Regions from separate parts of the Homo sapiens genome. Here region 2 is linked to region 1. The links are chromatin loops, found by intact Hi-C in ENCODE. Cell type or tissue: Caco-2. All regions are shown on one strand.

What was found. Peaks named below come from ENCODE experiments on the same cell type or tissue, not always from the same donor. Only the 100,000 strongest peaks of a DNase experiment are listed, where the experiment ranks them.
Region 2: a loop joins it to region 1, with 6 times the contacts of the local background. A loop is called at or near these places in 1 of 110 quality-filtered maps.

Annotation. Positions count from the first base shown.
Region 1 is chr10:121,770,391-121,775,390 of GRCh38, reverse strand. The region is part of intron 11 of ATE1 (arginyltransferase 1); the gene reads left to right. Among named protein-coding and RNA genes, the nearest start is that of ATE1, 160 kb to the left of the region's middle. In Caco-2, no CTCF peak of the experiment used is centred here; DNase peaks (open chromatin) are centred at 2,300 and 2,770.
Region 2 is chr10:121,830,788-121,835,787 of GRCh38, reverse strand. The region is part of intron 10 of ATE1 (arginyltransferase 1); the gene reads left to right. Among named protein-coding and RNA genes, the nearest start is that of ATE1, 95 kb to the left of the region's middle. In Caco-2, no CTCF peak of the experiment used is centred here; a DNase peak (open chromatin) is centred at 2,167.

The DNA.
Region 1 (5,000 bases):
CCTTCAACTAGGTTTTAAGCCCCACATGCATTAGGTATTTGCCCTAATGCTCTCCCTCCCCTTGCCCCCCACTCTCTGACAGGCTTTATGTTCTCATAAAGGGTTTACTATCAGTAGTAATTAAGATTTTAATATTTTGTATATTTTACTGGGGTCAAATTTTGTAGTTTTATTGGTCAACTACATCCAAAGATTATGTCCTCAACTAGATAGTTAACTGAAAACTATCCAAAACTAAACAAAATTCTATTCTGTAGTATTATACAATATTGTTTATCTGTTTTAGCAAACTGCACAACTGTGTACCGTATGTTTAAAATAACTCTTTGCTTTTGTTTTCTTTGCAATGTAACTGTCTGTCTGCCAAGTGTCTGGTTTCTCCACATGTGTCTGCCTTTTGAGAAAGGTGTGACCTTACAGGCTTGTATTTGGACATACTCTAGACTGAAATACCGTGCTTATTCATTTTGTAATATAGTCAAAGATGCATTTGAGTGTGTCAGGGAAATTTCAAATTAATTCATTTCTTTTTTTAATCTTCATTTTTTTGGGGGGGGTCATTTAATTGTAAGTTGCACAGATAATTTCATCAGCACAGATAATTTCTTTGTTGAGCGAACAGCAGAGAAGTTTAAATACAGGAATCTGAGCCTTGATGTCAGGAACTTTGAGTTCTAATTTTACATTTAGATCGAAGTTCCCTTAGTAAAGAACACAGTTTCTGTCTCTTCCAGAGTAAGTTGTGAAGTGTGATGATTGCTTAAGAAAGAATGTAATGAACGTGCTCTGTAAAGCTCTGTAATAATACTAGAGCTGTTTGAACTTCTTCATTGGCATTTTTCTCACCTGCCATCTGTACTGACCTTATAAATCCAGAGCAAATGATTGCTTGTATGAGAGCTTTGATCTTCATTTTAAAGTAATGACATATAATTTCTCAAACCCTCAAATTAAACCAAAAAATTTTTTTCTAGGTTAATGACATTGCTTAATTTTCTGACCTTGACCTGTGCAAACTTTGAAGTTAGAGAGTATTGGGGAGGAGGGGGGATTAGATACCATGATATACTAACTGAATGTAAATAAGTATATTTCAACTCGCTTACCAAATTTGCATAATCATTTAAAATAATGCGTGTTTTTAAAAGTTCATGCAGTCCAGTGATTGTAAATTGAACTGTATTTTAATGTCTCTTTTTAAAAAACATCCTGTTCAAGAATCCATTATTGCGTATCCATTGATAAACCAAAGGCTCTCTTGCAACGAAGCTGATCAACCACTGTGTTATATTGTCATTTTTAAAATTAGGGTTTTGGAATATGTTTTCTTAAAACATTTAAACTGCATTCAAGATGACAAGAAAAAGTGGAAGTACCATTTAGTTCATTTTCACGTTTTGAATTTGCTGGTGTTACTAGAGTTTGCTTTTGGAGCATAGTCTTGACTTTGTAGAAACTACAGCCATTTCATAACTATGTACTTGAAAATATTTTTGAAAACAAATAATGCTTTAAAATTGTGATTTTTCAAGAAGAAGGGAGTATGCAGAGTGGAAAAAGCTGTGCTTTATAGTACTGTTTTGTTTCTAGTCACAATACTTTGTTTTTCAAAATACACTCAAGGAATAATTGGTATTTTAAAAAAATATTTCACAGAAATGTTTGAATTAAAAGGACTGTGCAATACTGCTGTATATAGGACCTTCTGATTCTGTAGTTTTCTGTTACTGTTATATAATAGGTTCAAGACTTTAAAAAAAAAGTCCCTGGATGTAAGAAGAGTTCGTAAAGGTTTGTTTTAAATGCCCAAAAGCTGGAATTTACTTAAAGTCTCAACCTTTAGGGACTTGTGAATAAATCATGTAAGCTGAGCATTGTGAAGACAGGGACTCAGTTTCTGTGTCAAACTCTGTTAGAACTGATAGGAGACACAGGAGAGAGTCCCAAGATGGGCCTGGAACAAAACAATTGTTTTACTGCTGTTACTGTCCAGAGTTTCAATGTATTGATGATAAAATTTTGCCCTATCGACTTGGTTGCTGGTTACCTTGCTTATTGAATGACAAGAAGAGCGTTTTAATATTTTTATGATAGGGTCTCCTACACCTTTTCATTGTTTAAACATTGCTTCAAAGTACACATGAAAAGTGTAGTGTAATGAAATAAAAACGAAAACCAAGAGCATTAGGTCATTTGGGGAGATTTAAATCAGCAGATAACAAATGGATTCCATTATAAGTAAATGTAAACTAACGAAAGCAGGGCAGAAGCTCTGAAGTAATGGTACATTCCTTTGGACTGGTAGCACAAAGAAGGGAGTGGGAGGGTCCAATAAAGATAAAAGCAAAACACCAAAACCTGAGTAGCTATAAGAGGTTTAAAGAAAACATTCCTTCCTCTGAGCAGAACATAGCAAAGCTTATTCTCTTTAGAACTTTTTGTGTAACACCTCAGAGAGAGAAGTTTGCTTTGTAGAAGTGGATTGCATGTTCCAACCTAGTAGTCAAAGAGAATGGAATCAGAAATCTTAGTTGATTATGCACATTGAATTTGGACTATTAACCAACAAGTTTTTTAAATAGCGGCAAAGCAATTTGTAGTTCATGGCTATCTCAAAAGTATCTGTAAATTCTGCTTAAGCGGTTGACTTTGGCTATGATTTACTATCTGGTTTGGGCCCAAATTCTTCTCACCATACAAATCATCAGTTGAGCTTTAGCAGTTACTGAAAGATATGGAGCTTGGGTATGGAGCATGACGTGACTTTGTTTCTGGATTCCTCGCCTCTCTGGAGAAGCAAACACAGACTACTTCAGGCTGTGAGGCGTGAGACAGGGCCTTTCATTCCGAATAAGTCTGGGGTGTTTTTGATGGGCCCCTTGCATTAGCATTGCTTTCTTAAGTTTTTTTGTGGTTAATTAACAAGAGTTTTACGAAGATTTCACATAATACCATTCTTGTTCTAAAAATGGATCAAGACAGCACATTTTAAAGTGATCATGACCTGATTAATTTCAACATTTATAACACATTCAGAAATGAAGAAAAATAATCCAAGAATGATTTAATTTGAGAATTCAGACGTTGAGTAATAAACATGTGGTACTAATTAACAAGAAAGTTGATAAAAGCGGGTAGTTGGCCCTGCAGATGTCTTCTGTAGCTTGTCTCTGAAGAACATGAAATGAAGATCATCGCCACAAACCACAGACATTTATTGGATGCCAGTTTGGCGCTATATCCTTGTCTTTGTATCCCTGATGTCTGGGGAATGTGGTGTCTGGGCAGTGGGGGTATACAAAGTATAAAATTCTGTTCCAGCCCTCAAGGAGTTTACTGTCATGTTGGGAAGGCTGTCCACTTATAAAATGATAAAGAACAACGAGAATATTGTTCTTACAAATGACAGGGATTTTCTGAATTTAAAAGCACCACTTTTAAATGGTTACAGTAAAGAAGAAACTAAAATCACAGTAATGGTTTACAGAAATAAAGTTGCTGAGATGTGAAACTGCATTTTTCTAAGTGTGTTGACCAAAGCGTAAAATGAATGTCACGTGCATTTTCTTTGCTGCTAATTTTTTTCAAGTATTGAGCTGTTTTGCTCATTCCATTTTAGTCTCCACATTTTGAGAGCAGATAGAAATGAATGGAAATGTAAAGTCTTTGCATTTTTTAAAAAGGACCTAAGAGTTACATTTCCTCTAATTTGTTTGCATAAAATAACTTGAAAACATTTACCATAACCATTAGCTCTGTTTATTGGCCTTTGCTCTCCGACCATTGTTTGGGATTAAAAATAAAACTAAAGTGTGTTTCATGTCTGGAGTGTGAACAAGCTTTAGGACCTTAAGATAAACTGAATAATGGCTGGTGATTCTGGGGTTAGAAGATGAATTTCCTTGTAGCCTTTCTTCCTAGATAAGTACTCCCTATGTTCATATTAGGAATGGTTCTATAATCTAAACAAACTGATTGTCATTATTTTGGCATTCAGAAAATCACTATTTAAAGTAGAGAGAGGCCGGGCACGGTGGCTCACACCTGTAATCCCAGCACTTTGGGAGGCCAAGGCGGGTGGATCACGAGGTCAGGAGTTCAAGACCAGCCTGGCCAAGATGGTGAAACCCCGTCTCTACTAAAAATACAAAAATTAGCCAGGCATGGTGGCAGGCGCCTATAATCCCAGCTACTTGGGAGGCTGAGATAGAGAATTGCTTGAAGCCGGGAGGTGGAGTTTGCAGTGAGCGGAGATTGCGCCACTGCACTCCAGCCTGGGTGACAAAGTGGGACTCTGTCTCAAAAAAATAAATAAATAAAGTAGAGAGAGATGGTTGTGTGTAACTTCAGTTACCTCAGCTTTTTGTGGCATTTTTTGAGGGATCTAATTTGGTGGTTTGTTTGTTTCTCCCCCCGCCACCCTCCAAGCCTTGGTTTCGTTCGCTCATGTGAAATGTTTCTTTATTTAGAATTTTTTTTTGCAAGCTTTTACTGGTTAAGTGCTGTTCTTGCTTTAAGGCTTCAGTGTTTTATATGCAAGATGTTTTAGGCATTCATTCATTCATTTAAGATTCTTTTAAAGAATGAATGTGTAAAGTATTATTTTGAAATTGTGAACAATGAAAGGTTCTAATAAGAGTTTTTTTTTTTTTTTTTAGTTAAGGAAATATCTTATAAATCCCCCACTTATCTTGAACAATAAGTAAGAATCAACCACAGTGAGTTATTGTTTTATTAAGTCAGGTCAGACTTATTAAAGTTTGGCTTTATTGATCAAAGAATTAGGTTTATAGCATTGTTTGAATTTTAAACCACAAAGAAGTAATTCGTCTTTAGGCTCAAAAGCAAATAGTTTTAAAGAACATGAGACATAATGAAACCTGAAAATATTTTAAATTTGTACATAAAACGCTATAGTTTTGCTTTTGTTTATAAAAATCAGCAGTATCCTGAAATACTACCTTTGCTAATCTCAGATTATTAGGGACTTTTATGTTAAA
Region 2 (5,000 bases), 60 kb before region 1:
CCTCTCTTGAATTATTTTGGAGCAAATCAAAAGTATCACTTAATCTGCCAATATTGTAGTGTGTATTTCTAAAAGATAAGGGCATTTTGAAAATGTAATCACAATTTCATCATATACCTAGAAAGTATTAGCAGCGTTTCCAAATATCATCTGATCAGTGTTCCTATTTCCTGTTTCCTTTATTGTCTCATAATCTTTTTTACAGTCAATTTGTTTGACTTAGGACTCAGTAAGGTTCATACATTATATTTGCGATGTGTCTCTTAAATCTCTTTAAATCAATAAATCCCCACCCCCCTCCCCCAGCCTTTTTTCTTTCTTACAAAGGAATAATTCACAGGACTTGGTGATTAATTACATTTGGGGATGATTATATTTCCAAATCTTTGATGTTAAGCACTGAATGACTGGGGAGATGGTTCGATTTCAGAAATTATGGATTCTGAAAGTAACACTGGCTTTGAGAGACCAGTGAAAAAGCAGTGCCTTGCTGGTTTTACATTGACAGTCCAGGTAAGCTGATCAAGGTGTCCTGGCATTTGGAGATTTTCTTTTGAGCTCATATTTCAGTGTACATTGTAGGGAGATAACCCCTGAATTTGGTTATCTTCAAAAACTTCCTTTATGCCTGAATTACTAATTCACTTGATGGGCCTTAACATATGTTCTGTACAGAAGGAAAAGTATGAGCATATTTCCGTTTTGCCTAAAAATAATGATTTGCTTACGTTTTTACTAGTGTTTTATCCTTCTGGCTCATTTTCATCTGGTACTAGATCTAAATTAGTTCAGAGCAGAAAACTCTAGTACTCAAGATACTTTAATGTATTTATAAGACTCAAAGAAAACTCTGGCTGTCCTTATATTAATCTTCCTTTATGTAGTACACGACCCATTCAAATGAAGTATTTTCATACTAGACTTAAGGACTTGCACAGATTTCACTTTTATGTCTCATCTGTGATGGCCGTTCCAGTCTCACAGCATTTCTCTTGAAAGTTTTTCATTATGCCTAAGCTAAATTCTAATTTGCCCTATATTTTAACCTGGGTCTTTGTTTTTTTTCTTTTTTCTTCTTTTCCATTCGTGGAAATGTTGAATATAGTTTCATCATCCTTTTCCTCTTCATGAAGATGTTTTGCTGACACCTTTGTTGACTCTAGTCCAGACTAAATATTTTTTATTCTTTTGTCTCCTTCCTAGGTAGAGCCCTGCTTGGAAGTTCAAGCCAGCCTGTGTATAGTTTTAAGTTAAAGATTTTAAAAATACCCTATGTGCTTTTCAGTCTACCTTAATTATATCCAATCCAAATCCATAAGAATTATAGCTTCAAAATATTTATTTTTTGTTTAATTCCATTTATATGAGAGGTACCCCCATGCCTGCTTGCCTTCTGGTTTACTTTCTTCCTTCATCCAGGAAATGTTTATTCAGATCCTACTGGAAATAACAGCCATGAACAATACAGGCAAGATCCCTGATTTCTTGGAACTTCCATTCTAGTGGTTCACTAACAGTAATCAAGAAGACAGATGTCAGATAGGGATGAGTGCTGTGTGGTAGACATTAATTAACTGAGTGTGGCTACTTTAGATTGTGTAGTCAGAGGGTCCTCTCTGAGGACAAATGTTTAGGCTAAGATTTGAATGTCACAAAGTCAGCCAATGGGAAGTTTTAGGGTCATTTCAGAAAGACACTGAGGAAACAGCTAGTGTAGCACTGCCTAGCCTTTAGTTGCTGCAGTCGTCAGTTTTGACTGGAGTTTATGACCTGGAGAACATTTTCATAAGACCTGTGCTTAGGCCATATCTTCAGAGATTTTAAGTAATTGAACTCTGGGATCAACCATGGGCATCAGATTTGTTTAATGCTCAGAAGATTCTGATATGAAGTCAGACTAGAGAATCACTGTACCAGATTATTTTTTCACAGCTGAGAGCCTCATGAGGAACTAGAAAGATAATTATTCCCCATTTTAAAGTTTGCTGTTTTCTGTTTATTAAATTCAGAATTACTCCTATTGAAGAAGCTCCTATCTTTGCCCTGTCATCTGTGGCCTAGAACATGGAACACTGACCAACTAGAGAATTCCCATTTTTACCCCCACTTGAGACCTTTATCTGTACTGTACTGTCGTTTTTTTTCCCCTTCCCTTTGCCCCTCCCCCAAGCTTGCAAATTCCCCATCTTATCATTTTTCAACTCCAGTAATCTCTACTGGACTCTTAAGACTAGATTTCATCATTCACCCACCTACCCCATAGCAGTTTACATTTCTTCCCAGAACTAGTCTATCTCCTGTGCATACATTCCATGAGAATCTAATTGACATTTAACTTCTTGTGTCCCAGGTGGCAAACAATGTGCCTGCTACATAGTAGGTATTTAATGCTTAATATACATTTGTTGAACTAATGAATGAAAATACTAATGCAGAGAGCTGACGAGTATGTAGGATAGTGAGAAATGCCTTCTTTTTTTTTTTTTAACAAAGATTTGTTGAGCATGAATGGGATGGCTTCCCCTTTACAAATAGGTTATAACTTAGTAACAGATACGCAGTTCTAACAGAATGTGATAGGTATTGTGACTGATTATCTTTGAGTATTGATAAATACTCTGATAGCAAAGGGAGGTGGTGACACAGGAATGTGTAACAGTTTGGAGAAGTTGCTTGACTTCATCTGGTCTCAGTTTTTGCAACTGTAAATGGGAGTAATGTAGAAATTAGACAGGTTGTTATCTGCATTTCAGTATAGACTCTACCTAGTTGGGTAGCATTCATAAAATCATTACCTGAGCTTTTGTTGGGACCTGTCAAGGCTCTCTCTGTTTGTATACTGATAAATGACATCCAAATTTCTAAATGCCTGCTCTTGTTGTTAACCAGACTTCTTAGATTAGTTTAGATGCTGGGGAAAAGGAAAGGCATATATTACTGAATACCAATACTACCTCTCTCTGAAAGTTCCCAGAATTGCGGACACTTGTCTTTTACTTAGAGGCCAATGGCAGAGTATTAGTCCGTTTTCACGCTGCTGATAAAGATATAACTGAGACTGGGAAGAAAAAGAGGTTTAATTGGACTTACAACTCCACATGGCTGGAGAGGCCTCAGAATCATAGTGGGGAGGTAAAAGACACTTCTTACGTGGCGGTGGCAAGAGAAAATGAGGAAGATGCAAAAGCGGAAACCCCTAATAAAACCATCAGATATCGTGAGACATTCACTACCATGATAACATTATGGGGGGAACCACCCCCTTGATTCAGATTATCTCCCACTAGGTCCCTCCCACAACACGTGCAAATTATGGGAGTACAATTCAAGATGAGATTTAGGTGGGGACACAGAGCCTAACCATATCAGACGCTGAGCTCTGTTAGGGGATAGTGCTACAACGTAGGGAACCTTTAAGTAACAAATCTTATATTGTGCCATGGGATGTCTGTCAGCTTTAGCTTTATCTGTTTAGGACAAAAAAAGTCTCTTTGAGCTCAGGTATTTATTCTGAATAAAATGGTTAGTTTGCTCCATTGGAGTGAGGAGAAATTGGTACATTTGTGCTAGGACTCCAACCTGTATGTTATAATTAATGGCAATCTAATACTCAGTGCTAGGCCACAGAGATCAGAAAAGAGTATCCTTTCTATGCTAGCACCATTGTAATATTCCTACTTATCCCACAAACTGAGCTATTGAATTTCAGGAGGACTAGTCAGGGTGTGTGGCGGAAGATCATGTCACTCCTTTAGTCCCTCTTCCAAATATTGCATCAGAAGCTAAGACTGTAATTTCTGTTTACTTAGGGATAAAGCTGGGCAATTCAGAATAATTTATGGTCACTATAGATTATTGCCACTTCATTCCTGTTTTTAAAATAGCAAGTTACTGTGACTGTAGATCTTTAGAGCAACAAGTATCATTATAAAAGATGACTGATTATATACATTTACTGGAATTAGTGGCTGGTTTGGGTTGGTAGAAATTACTTCAAAAGCAGATTGGTCTTTTTTTAAATAAAGTAAAGCTGACATGAAAACTAATGTTGCCATGTGGGAATTTCTTTCTGCCATTTTTTTAGAAAATTTATGTTTTTTCAAATCATGAGTCTTGACAAAAATCAATTGACAAATCAGGAAATTGAGAGAAAGTATTAGAATTGTCCTTCAAGAATTAAAACTAAGCAGTCAGCATGAAATGTTACTAGGTTGAAGGAATCCAATGGATGTCAAGTCAAAAGAAAGGACAGGAGGAAAGCCTGACTTGCGGAGCTGACAGTTAAGGTTGACATTCGCAGGAAGCAGGACACGAGTGCAGAGGAGGGAGCAGTCGTCGTCTAATCAGTCAGTCTTGCTTGTAGCTGTGTTATGGAATGTGTGTGTGTGTTGTCTGTCTGCTGATAATGATGTAAATAACAGTGTAAATATAAATATTAATAAGTTTATATGCAAAATATGAGTTAGTGTTCCAAGAAATAACAAATTTTGGAAGCAAAATAAGTTTATAAATAAACGTATGTGTGTAGTGCTGCTTATTTGCCAAGAAATCCAAATGTTAGGTTATTCGAAACAGTATCTAACAATGTTCACTGGAGTTTTCCAATGTTTTAGTATTCACTATAGGCTAAAGATATTTGTAATACTACTAACCTTAGTATTTCTTATTAAGTAATTTTTAAGATATCCATTATAATGAGTAAGGAGTCTGAAGAATATTGGAAGTATTAAGAATAACTTGTGATTTCAGGAATTATAGTGTTTCATTCCCAAGTCCCCAAAATTAATATGTTTAGAATTTGGAAACATGATCACAACTTAGGAAACTGAGCTACAGTCCAAAGTAGAGAAAGACAATCTGGGACTCAATGTTCCCATTTAAATAAAACTTTAAATTTTTTCCAATATATTACGTTCCCATTATTTCTTCTTGGGAGGGGGAATTCCGAAAATCTGAAGTAAACCTAGTGATTTTGTAAGTATTTGTGAGATAATGATAGA